Linked DNA regions of Homo sapiens: region 2 is linked to region 1. A link is an interaction called in ENCODE POLR2A ChIA-PET data of the cell type or tissue named here. Cell type or tissue: Panc1. All regions are shown on one strand. Links, peaks and the distances in the headings refer to the core of each region. The heading gives the core; the rest is flanking DNA. Region 1 overlaps LRRC74A (leucine rich repeat containing 74A). Region 2 has its middle 26 kb from the start of IRF2BPL.

Region 1 (5,375 bases), core at 73-5,072:
GAACAAGGACATTATCCCAGTGGAGCTAGGAGCTGCTGAAGCATGGATGGAAGTTAATGGAAGGGACTGTGGAGCCTGGTGGCTCTGCTTACCAGCTGCCTGGCCTTGCATTAATTCCCTGATCACTTTGTACTTATCACCTATGGCTGCTCTGAGGACTTACCATATCAATTCAGGCAAAGCATTAAAACAAGTGCCTGGTATGCAGTATGCTGTCAATGAACAATAGTTCTTATTATTGAAGGCTTTCAGCTAAGTGGCTTCAACATGAGGCAGCCAAAACTCTTACTGAGCCCCTAGTATATGTCAGCTGCGTCCCAGGCTCTGATGTACTCCAGTGAGAAAATGCAGACTAGGGCCTGGACCTCGTGGAGCTCAGCATCTGGAATCCTTTGCTGGACTCACTTCCTAATGGGAATTCCTTATTTTTCCAAGCTTAGGGCAAGGGGCATCAGGGCTGGATGTGGAGACCCATAGATAATTCCTGTGGCAAAGTTGATGTGGTCTCCATGATGGCCAAACTAAGAGTTTTGTCTTAAACTTTTCTCTTTTACTTCTAAAACATTTTAGAAAATTGAAATATATTCATTACATATGGTCATTGTGGAAAAATGAGAAAAGCGGTAAAAAATGGTTTAAACCATGTATACCCACAAAACAGCAAAGACCTCTATTGCCATTTTGCTGAGGCAACTGCTTAATCTTTTAAAATTCAGTTTCTCAGACTGTCCCTGGCTTCCTCAGCCACTGGGGCTGAGCCACCCACAGCCTGGGTCAGTCTCTGTCTGAGTTGTGCCTGGCCCCGCTCCACCCCAGCTGGGACTCCCAGATCTCCTGGTCACTAGATGGCCAGTCTGTTTGGTCTGTAGTCACTGTGCTCCTTCTGCCTGTCAGAATCTGGCTTCCTCCTGTCCTCTTAGCAGCTCCTCATGGTTGTCCTCTCAGATGGCAGCCCCTTCCTCACTGTCTCCTCACTGCTTTCCTTCTTCAGGACCCTCACATCTGTGGTCTCTCCAACCACCCTCACATCTTGAGGGAGTTGGAGTTGCCATGGAAAACCACGTACAGCAGGCTTCCCTCTGCCTCCTGCTACTTGTGTGGCATAAGCAATCACACAGCCTCAGTTTTCTCATCTGACAAGTGGGGCTAACAGAGCCCACATTACCAGGTGAGGCTATGAGTAACGACAGCTGGCTCTTGGCAGGTGCCCCAGAAAGGGGGATGATTAATAGAAGTCCTCACCTTTCATTTATTTTCCAACTGCTCAATAGCATCTATATTATAAATTAGCATCTACTAGTAAATTAATTTAAAATGAAATATGTATTCATTAATTCATTCATTCATCAGAAGCACACTGGGCTTCTACAGTGTGCCCAACACTATGCTAGGTATGAGGGACTAGGTATGAGGAGTTTAATGATGGGCAAAACCAGTCTTCATTCTTTTTTTTGAGACAGAGTCTTGCTCTGTCACCCAGGCTGGAGTGCAGTGGCATGGTCTCGGCTCACTGCAACCTCCGCCTCCTGGGTTCAGTGATTCTCCTGCCTCAGCCTCCCAAGTAGTTGGGATTACAGGCATGCACAATCACGCCTGGCTAATTTTGTATTTTTAGTAGAGACAAGGTTTCACCATGTTGGCCAGGCTGGTCTTAAACTGGTGACCTCAAGCGATCCACCCACCTTGGCCTCCCAAAGGGCTGGGATTACAGGCATAAGCCACCGCACCTGGCCCAAACACAGTCTTCATTCTGATGAAGCTTTCACATTTGAGGGGATGACAGGCGAGCAAAGAGCCCTCACATGCATGGAATTAGGAAGGGCAGCAAGTTCCATGGGAAGTAGGGAGCAGGGCTCTGGGAGCAGGTCCCCTAGACGGAGGATCCCAGCAGCAAGCAAGTGGAGGCGGAGTGGCCAAGCCTCTGTAGTAGGAGGAAAGGAGTGGAGAGAAGACCAGGGGGTCTTGGGTGCAGAGCAAGGGAGAGCACCGGGTGGACTGAGGCTGGAGGGGCACTTGGGGCTCAGCGAACAGGATCTGAGCAACAGGAAGCCATGCAGGGGTCTAAGCTGAAAGACAGGAGACTGAGGGGCTGGGGGAAGGGGAATGGATGTCAGATTTGTGTTCAAAAAGCACATTCTGAGGGCTAGGCACAGTGGCTCATGCCTGTAATCCCAGCACTTTCGGAGGCCGAGGTGGGAGGATGGTTTGAACCTGGGAGGCGGAGGTTGCAGTGAGCCAAGATTGTACCACTGCACTCCAGCCTGGGGGACAGAGCCAGACCCTGTCTCAAAACAAAACAAAACAAAACAAAAAGCACACTCCGGTGGCAATGTGGAGAAGATCCTGAAGGAGACCCAGATGGGAGGAAGGTGGAGAAGATCCCGAAGGAGACCCAGATGGGAGGAAGGAAGACCTGTTAGAAAGATCTGCAGTGTACCAGGGAGCACTGAGGGTGACACTGGCTTTATAGTAGAGAATGGTCACTGCATTTACAGTCAAGAGATGGTAAAAAGTACATGCATATATGAAGTACAGATATTCCCAATTATTCTCTCCAGTACTCTGCAGCCCCCAACTTATCCCAACACATACACAAACACACACACACACACACACACACACACACACCCTTTCCAGCTGAAGACTACCTTCAGAACTCTGAGGCTTTCATTGGATTCCAGTCCTTTGCTGATTTTGGAGGCCCCTTCATTGCCGATGTCATTGCCACCGATATCCAGGTAGACCAGGCAGCGGTTGAGTCGGAGGACTTCCCCTAGGGCCAGAGCCACCTCATTCCCAAAGCCATTCATGGAGAGATCCAGCTTTGTCAGGGTCACATTACCCTCCAGGAAGAGGGGAGAACAGCACCAGCATCAAGGTTACGCGTGACTCATCCAACCAAAAGGGTCCCGATTTCTACCCCCTGTTGGCATCCAGACCGGGTGCTCAGTGGTCCCCAGGACTGATGGGTCTGCCAGATCATTCAGAGCTCCCAGCTGGGCTCAGTCTCAAGTACTCATGAGACTCCCTCCCTTTGGCTTCTGGTCATTCCCTACCCACTAATTAAACTGTCCTCTTGAAGTGTATCCAAAGATGTCACCCTGGCCTCAGCAGATACGATTATACTAAAGAATAATGTGCAGGCCAGGTGCAGTGGCTCACGCCTGTAATCCCAGCACTTTAGGAGGCTGAGGTGGGTGGATCACAAGGTCAGGAGTTCGAGACCAGCCTGGCCAACATGGTACAACCCCGTTTCTACTAAAAATACAAAAAATAGCCGGGCATGGTGGCGGGCACCTGTAGTCTCAGCTACTCAGGAGGCTGAGGCAGGAGAATCGCTTGAACCAGGGAGGTGGTGGCTGCAGTGAGCCGAGATTGCACCACTGCACTCTAGCCCGGGCCACAGAGCAAGACTCCATCTCAAAAAAAAAAAAAAAAAGTGCATCCAGGAATTGTGGGAGGGAGAACAATAACTTGAAAAGTATTTGATGAGAGCCCAGTATGCCCTCATTGATGGTGACCATGAGGAAGAGGCTTAGGATGGCAGGATGGGAGGCCCTGGCTGTCCTCAACTGGGCTCCACACATCACTCCTGGAGAGTGCCTTACCCGGAGACCATTGCACAAGGCCACAGCTCCCCTTGTGTGGAAGTTATTCCAGCTCAGATCCAGTGACGTGAGCCCCACGTTGATGGCTGAAACAGGGAGGGAATCGGCTTAGCATCTCCCACAGCCCAGAAAACCCATTCTCAGAGTTAACAGATGTCCATGACACTGGGGATAAAGACCACTCAGTGGTCATGCAAGTAAAATTCTCAGATAATAATTTTTTTAGTTATTCATTTAAACACAAAATTGTAAGATGATCCCCAAAGCTGGCAAAGATGTGGTGAAATAATCCTCCTTACATAGTTTAGGTGGGAAGGAAATTGGTATAGTCTATTTGGCAGATATTATCTGATCACAGATATTTTCCCATTAAAATGTGCATACCCTACTCACCTCTGAGACTCTACCTAAGACTACAGCACAGAATATGGGAAGAGCAAGGTGCTTGTAGATGTTTACCATGGCATCATTTATAAAAGTAAGAATTAGCCAGGCACAGTGGCTCACACCTGTAATCCCAGCACTTTGGGAGGCTGACATGGGCAGATCACGAAGTCAAGAGATCGAGACCACCCTGGCCAACATGGTGAAACTGCGTCTCTACTAAAAATACAAAAATTAGCTGGGTGCGGTGGCGCGTGCCTGTAGTCCCAGCTACTCAGGAGGCTGAGGCAGGAGAATCGCTTGAACCCGGGAGGCAGAGGTTGCAGTGAGTGGAGATCACGCCACTGCACTCCAGCCTGGCGACAGAGCGAGACTCTGTCTCAAAAAAAAAAAAAAGTGAGAATTATTTGGCCAGGCACGGTGGCTCACACCTGTAATCCCAGCACTTTGGGAGGCCGAGGCAGGTGGATCACCAGAGGTCAGGAGTTTGAGACCAGCCTGGCCAACATGATGAAACCCCGTCTCTACTAAAAATACAAAAATTCACTGGGTGTGGTGGCACACACCTGTAGTCCCAGCTACTCAGGAAGCTGAGGCAGGAGAACTGATTGAACCTGGGAGGCGGAGTTTGCAGTGAGCCAAGATGGTGCCATTGCACTCCAGCCTGGGTGACAGAGCAAGACTGCATCTCAAAAATAAATAAATAAAAGCAAGAATTATTTATCTGGTGGAATATTATGAATTAAAATAGACAGAAGTAGCTGGAAAACATCTTCAGGGGCTGTATTTACACAGGAAGGCTGTGATGGACCTGGCATATTACGTCACATGATGCCTATCATGGCAGGCCACGGCTGCAGTGGTGACTCCAGAATTTCTCTCCAGCAGAGGCTCAGGGGCACAATCAGTTGGAAGTGGGGAGGCACCAGGCTTGGCGAGAAGCTGGGTTTGCACAGAAATCATACTTTTGTTTTGACCTGAAGATGATTTTGCTTACATGTTCCACAGGGTTGGAACATCCTATTTAAACACATTATTATTGTTGTTTTTATTTGGGGAGGGCAGTTATGCCAAGGAGGCCATTGATGGAAAGGCTAAAGTCCTCTTGAACCATTACTGAATGGGAGGATAATGGGAGGAATTGCCTTTAGGCCTCTGGCCCAGGAATAATGTCTTATTTCTTTTCTTTCTTTCTTTCTTTCTTTTTTTTTTTTTTTTTTTTGAGACAGAGTTTTGCCCTTGACAATCTCGGCTCACTGCAACCTCCGCCTCCTGGGTTCAAGCGATTCTCCTGCTTCAGCCTCCCGGGCAGCTGGGATTATAGGCGCCTGCCACCACGCCCAGCTAATTTTTTGTATTTTTAGTAGAGACAGGGTTTCATCA
Region 2 (5,375 bases), core at 51-5,050, 150 kb before region 1:
GGATCTCTGGTCTGTCCGGAAAGCTGACAGGTTGAACCTATCAGGGGGTCTTGTCTCCCATCAACTTGGGTGGCTGTGGGGACATAGGATGTTGGGGGCAGATATGAGGGAACTTCTTGTAAATGGAGCTGGGTGTCCGTGGCTACAGGAGGAGGGGCTGCTACAGGCTGACACAGTCTCCTTGGGTTATGTAACCATTTCCCTTAACCTCCAGCAGTAAATGCATAAATGATGACTTAGTATAGATACCAATTTGGTCATCAAAACCTGGAACTGTCCCTGCCAAACAGGAACTTCCTGCCCCCTCAACTGAGCAGACACCTGGACTATGGGGGAGCAATGCAGAGAAGTAATCAAGTTCTCAGTCAGAAAACCTGGATGCTCCTTGCTTTGTTGTGTCATTTGGTCAATAATAATTGATTCAGCATTGGGAATGTAGTCATAAGTTAAAGTCCTTGTGGCTATGCTCACAACCAGATAGGGGGAGAGTACCAGAAACATACAACTGGCTAATGGAGAGGCAATTGCTTCAGCTTGGACATTTTGGCTTGTGTTTTGTTGAGTAAACACGAATTCACTGAGCAGGGGTGGGAAAATCTCAAGCCTCACTTATCCACAGGTTTAAGATAAGAAACTGCCCCAGCACCGAGTTCATGAGTGCTGGGAGGTGCTCTAAGTTTACAGGACAGCATGACTCAGGAATGAGGCCATTCTGGATTTGATGGTAAATCTCCCTGATACTGTAATTTTGGCCTCTGCCCCACTGGCCAGGCCTCCAGCTCTTCCCTGGGCTCAGGTGGAAGGAAACTTGGCCCAAATCACATTTCTCTCTGATTGAGCCATCCAGCACCTTGCTGGCTAGGCGTGCAGAGGTCAAAGAAGGACAGGGAGTCAATACACAGACTGGAGCCCCTTCCCCCAACCCCCAACTCAGCAGGCAGAGAGGCCCTTGGAGCACAGGGTCTGCATTCCCATTCTCCTGCATTGGCCAACCTCTCTGCAGTTTCCAGCCCTCTGGGCCTGCCCTGACCACGCCTACCAGGCACCTTCCACTGTCTTACCCCACTCTTCCCTGGTCCTGAAACACCCTAGCAGAGGCCTTGACGTGTCACTTTCTGGACCTCTGACTTGGCTCAATGGTTCAGGACCCATGACTTTTTCATGGTCACCTCCAGTCATTCCCTAGATCTTGACCTTGCACGAACAACCTGATTGATTCTGCAGCCATCTTAGGGACTCGCAGATAAGAACTCTTGGACAGCAAAGGCCCACAGCCCCAGGACAATTGTGTGCCCACAGGCAGTCACACAGTTGTTGAACATGGGAGAGCCTGTGTTCACCATTTCCAGGATAAAATGGACCATGGAGTGGGCACACCTGGGCTGTTTACCATCATTGCCCTTCATTCCCTAAACAACAGGGAATGCAGAGCCACGTATGGATTTAGTCTTAGCTGAATTCATATGCATCTCTTTTTGGAAGAGGTAAAAGCATGTCTGATTATCACATGATATCCCCTTTTTTTTTTTTTTTGAGACAGAGTTTCACTCTGTCACCCAGGCTGGAGTGCAGTGGTGCCATCTTGGCTCACTGCAACCTCTACCTCCCAGGTTCAAGCAATTCTCCTGCCTCAGCCTCCTGAGTAGCTGGGATTACAGGCATGTGCCGCCATGCCCAGCTAATTTTTGTATTTTTAGTAGAGATGGGATTTCACCATGTTGGCCAGGCTGGTCTCAAACTCCTGACCTCAGGTGATCCACCTACCTTGGCCTCCCAAAGTGCTGGGATTATAGGTGTGAGCCACCAGGTCCAGCCCAAATGATATCTCTTTTCAAGTTAGTTTCCCCGTGTGGCAAATGAGAGTGGGGCTTAATCACCTGTTTCACCAAAGGGCCATGTAGGAGATGATGGAATTGGGAGGACTGCCTGGTCCACAGAAGGTTTGCGTCCTGATACCAGCCCCTGCTCTTCCAGCCCCCACCATCCTCTGCTGCAGAGAAATGGGCTCAGTGCCCACCATAGCAGGCCTGTCCAGAGGGGTGAAGTCCAGCGGACAATACCATCACGATCACTCTGCCCTGCACTCATCTCTGACCCGCCTGCCTCCCCTGCTCTCTACAGCTAGGGAGTGGCTCTTTGGAATAAAGAATATTTACTTTTCTTTGAGACTTCAGTTCTGAATATGATCCGAATGCTGTTTGCATGTTTCTGGCTCCCCTTCTAGAATGTCTTGTGTGACACCGAGTGCCAGTGCAGGAATAGTGCCTGGAACAGAGGAGAATGTTTGTTAACTGACTGACTGCCTTGCAGATTAAATGAATGATCGAGGACTGCAGCTGAGGTGGGGCATAGGCAGGGGCAGGTGCTCATCCTAGGAGGGAGGAGGGAGGCAAGAGAGATCTCTCATTTCAATTTCTGGGGATGATTAGACGGCTGTGTTTTGGTCTTCTACAGAAAAATAATCGCAAACATCTACATTGTGTCAGCCACTGTCCTAAGTATTTTACATACATTAATGTATTGAATCATCATAAAAACCATGTGTATGGCGGGTGCTATCATCATCATCATCCCCATTTTATAGGCTGAGATTCTGAAGCACAGAGAGGTTAAGTGATCTAGCCAAGGTCACACAGCTAATAACTGCCAGAGTCAGGATGTAAACCCAAATCCCTGCTCTTATCTTTCCCCCATAGAGTTATATGCCATATTCTTACCCCATAGACTGCTCCCATAGCTCTTTAACCTATGGGGTGTTTGTGCCCTCGGGGTCCCTGGGATGAGCCAGAGGGTTTTTGAGACTCAACTTTCAGGAAGATCAATTTTAAGCAAAGATTTCAGAAAAAAAGTTAACTGTTGAATTATAAGTAATTTGAGATGATTGACATATATGTTATAGTGAATAATGCCAAAAGTCAAGTTAATTTTTAAGACAAAAAAGATGGCCAGATGCAGTGGCTCCTACCTCCCGGCACTTTGGGAGGCTGAGGCAGGAGGATCGCTGGAAGCCACAATTTTGAGACCAGCCTGGGCAACATAGCGAGAGACTGTCTCTACAAAAAAAGAAAAAAAAATTAGACAGACAAGGTGGCGTGCACCTCTAGTCCTAGCTACTGGGAAGGCTAAAGTGGGAGGATCTCTTGAGCCTGGGAGTTCCAGGCTTGCAGTGAACTACAGTTACACCACTGCACTCCAGCTGGGGTGGTAGAGCAAGAACCCCGTCTATTTTTTTGAGACAGAGTTTCACTCTTGTTGCCCAGGCTGGAGTGCAATGGTGCAATCTTGGCTCACTGCAACGTCCGCCTCCTGGGTTCAAGTGATTCTCCTGGCTCAGCCTCCCGAGTAGCTGGGATTACAGGCATGCACCACCACACCTGTTTAATTTTGTATTTTCTTTTTTAGTAGAGATGGGGTTTCTCCATGTTGGTCAGGCTGGTCTTGAACTCCTGACCTCAGGTGACCCTCGGCTGCCTCGGTCTCCCAAAGTGCTGGGATTACAGGCGTGAGCCATCGCGCCCGGCCAAGACCCTGTCTCAAGAAAAAAAAAAAAAAAAGGAGAGCGATTTCCAAGAAATTTGCAGGGTTTCTGTCCCCAGGCCCAACCCCACCGTCAGCCCAGGGTAAGCTGCCATTGTTCGTGAATACCACTCATTCAGCACAAGAAGTGCGCGCACACACATACACACACACACAAATACACACTGCCTACCCCCCTGACTGTCTGGATGGAGTGAGTTGTGGGCCACGTCAAGGCAGGGCTGCAGTGGGAAGTGCTGCTTTCTGATGATTGCGGGCCTGGGGGTGGAGGGCTGGGCAGGGAGAGAGGCTGGGCCTTGGGTCTCCATGGGAGCTTGCATGGGGCTCAGAGTTTCCATTGGCGCCTGTGGGATGGGGTAACAGAGGGACTGGCCCGTAGAAAACTGCGAGACAACGAAACAGGAGGGAGGAGGAACTTCACCTCTGCACCATGAAATACCGCACCCGGGGCCTTTCGTGGAATTTGCAGAGCGCATCCTTAGATGCTCCTCACTGCAGGGGGAGAGGCATGTCCCATGGCCAATGTTTCCTGTGTGTCTGTGTATGTCAAGCCCAGGGATACGTGTCGTCCGGGCCACGTGCCACAAAATGGGTCCCACTTGGGGAGGCAATGCCCGTGGGACTCTTACAGGCAGAGCAAGATGAATGTGAGCTGACACTTCTGCCAGTGAGCGACAAAGAGCCGGTGTGCCTCCACAGAGGACAGGCCTGCTCATTAATGTGGCAGCGTCTTCATTGACAAAGCAAAGAGGCAAACAAGGCGGAAGGGAGTGAGCCACGCAGGGAGACAGTGGTGGCGTGGAAGGAAAAGGGCAGGCGTGTGCAAGTGTGTCTGCAGGGATAGGAGGGGCCCGGGCAGGGCGAGCTGAGCGGGAGGAAGAGGCTGGACAGAAATGTCTGCATCTGTGAGGAAATGTATGCGTGAGAGAGAAAGAAAACGTGAGAGGCTGTGTCTGAGAGGGAACGTAGCGCTGCGAAGTGTGTGCGTGACGACAGAGGAGAAGACAGAGGGAGCCAGGAAGGGAGGGAGGCGGCAGGGGGGGAGGCCTCTCCTCCCTCCTTCAGCCACAGGCTCTGGAAGGCCCTGCGGTGTGGACTGAGGGACAGGCAGGAGAGGTGAGATTTCATTACCTTTCCCTTTGTGTGACAGTTTCGAGTTAGAGATGTAAGACTGGAGCTATAAATAATCCAGTCACAGCTGCATCCTGGAGATTTATGGTGCATGCCAATGCCAGCCAGCTTCAGGCTGGGGAGGGGTTGGGTTTGCTTCACACAGCCAAGATGAAAGGCTGATTCCCCCCAACTAGCTCCCCCCAGCCCCAGCTGGCCCCCACCCACCCCTGTGCCTCCCTCCTGGCCCAAGGGGCCCAGAGGGGAGAAAACCTCACAGATGCTTAGACACCCTCTCTAGTCCTGAGCAGCCGGAGCCCCATGAAACCTGGCATAGTGGTGGCTCTGCTAGCTGGGGAGACCAATGGGGCAGGGGGAGCAAGGTGGGCAGAAGGTGCCTTACCAGGGCGGGCGCGCTGCCTCATGCCTGTAATCCCAGCACTTTGGGAGGCCAAGGAGGGAGGATCACTTGAGGTCAGGAGTTCGAGATCAGCCTGGCCAACATGGTGAAAACCCGTCTCTACTAAAAATACAAAAGTCAGCTGAGCATGGTGGCGTGCGCCTGTAATTCCAGCAACTCGGGAGGCTGAGGCAGGAGAATTGCTAGAACCTGGGAGGCAGAGGTTGCAGTGAGCTGAGATTGTTCCACTGCACTCCAGCTTGGGCAACAAAGTGAGACTCTGTCTCAAAAGAAAAAAGAAAGAAGGTGCCTTAGACAAGGGGCAGGC

The links. ChIA-PET counts read pairs that join two places held together with the same protein. Peaks named below come from ENCODE experiments on the same cell type or tissue, not always from the same donor. Only the 100,000 strongest peaks of a DNase experiment are listed, where the experiment ranks them.
Region 2: POLR2A ChIA-PET joins it to region 1 with 5 read pairs; 3 of 35 experiments call an interaction of 5 or more read pairs at or near these places.

Annotation. Positions count from the first base shown.
Region 1 is chr14:76,850,684-76,856,058 of GRCh38, reverse strand. LRRC74A (leucine rich repeat containing 74A) reads right to left here. Exons shown (of 14, transcript NM_001385106.1): 8 at 3,609-3,694; 9 at 2,649-2,843. Among named protein-coding and RNA genes, the nearest start is that of LRRC74A, 27 kb to the right of the region's middle. In Panc1, for the core only: no CTCF peak of the experiment used is centred there; no DNase peak of the experiment used is centred there.
Region 2 is chr14:76,999,773-77,005,147 of GRCh38, reverse strand. No RefSeq gene overlaps it. Among named protein-coding and RNA genes, the nearest start is that of IRF2BPL, 26 kb to the left of the region's middle. RefSeq lists an enhancer at 3,310-4,014. In Panc1, for the core only: no CTCF peak of the experiment used is centred there; no DNase peak of the experiment used is centred there; H3K27ac peaks cover 329 bases.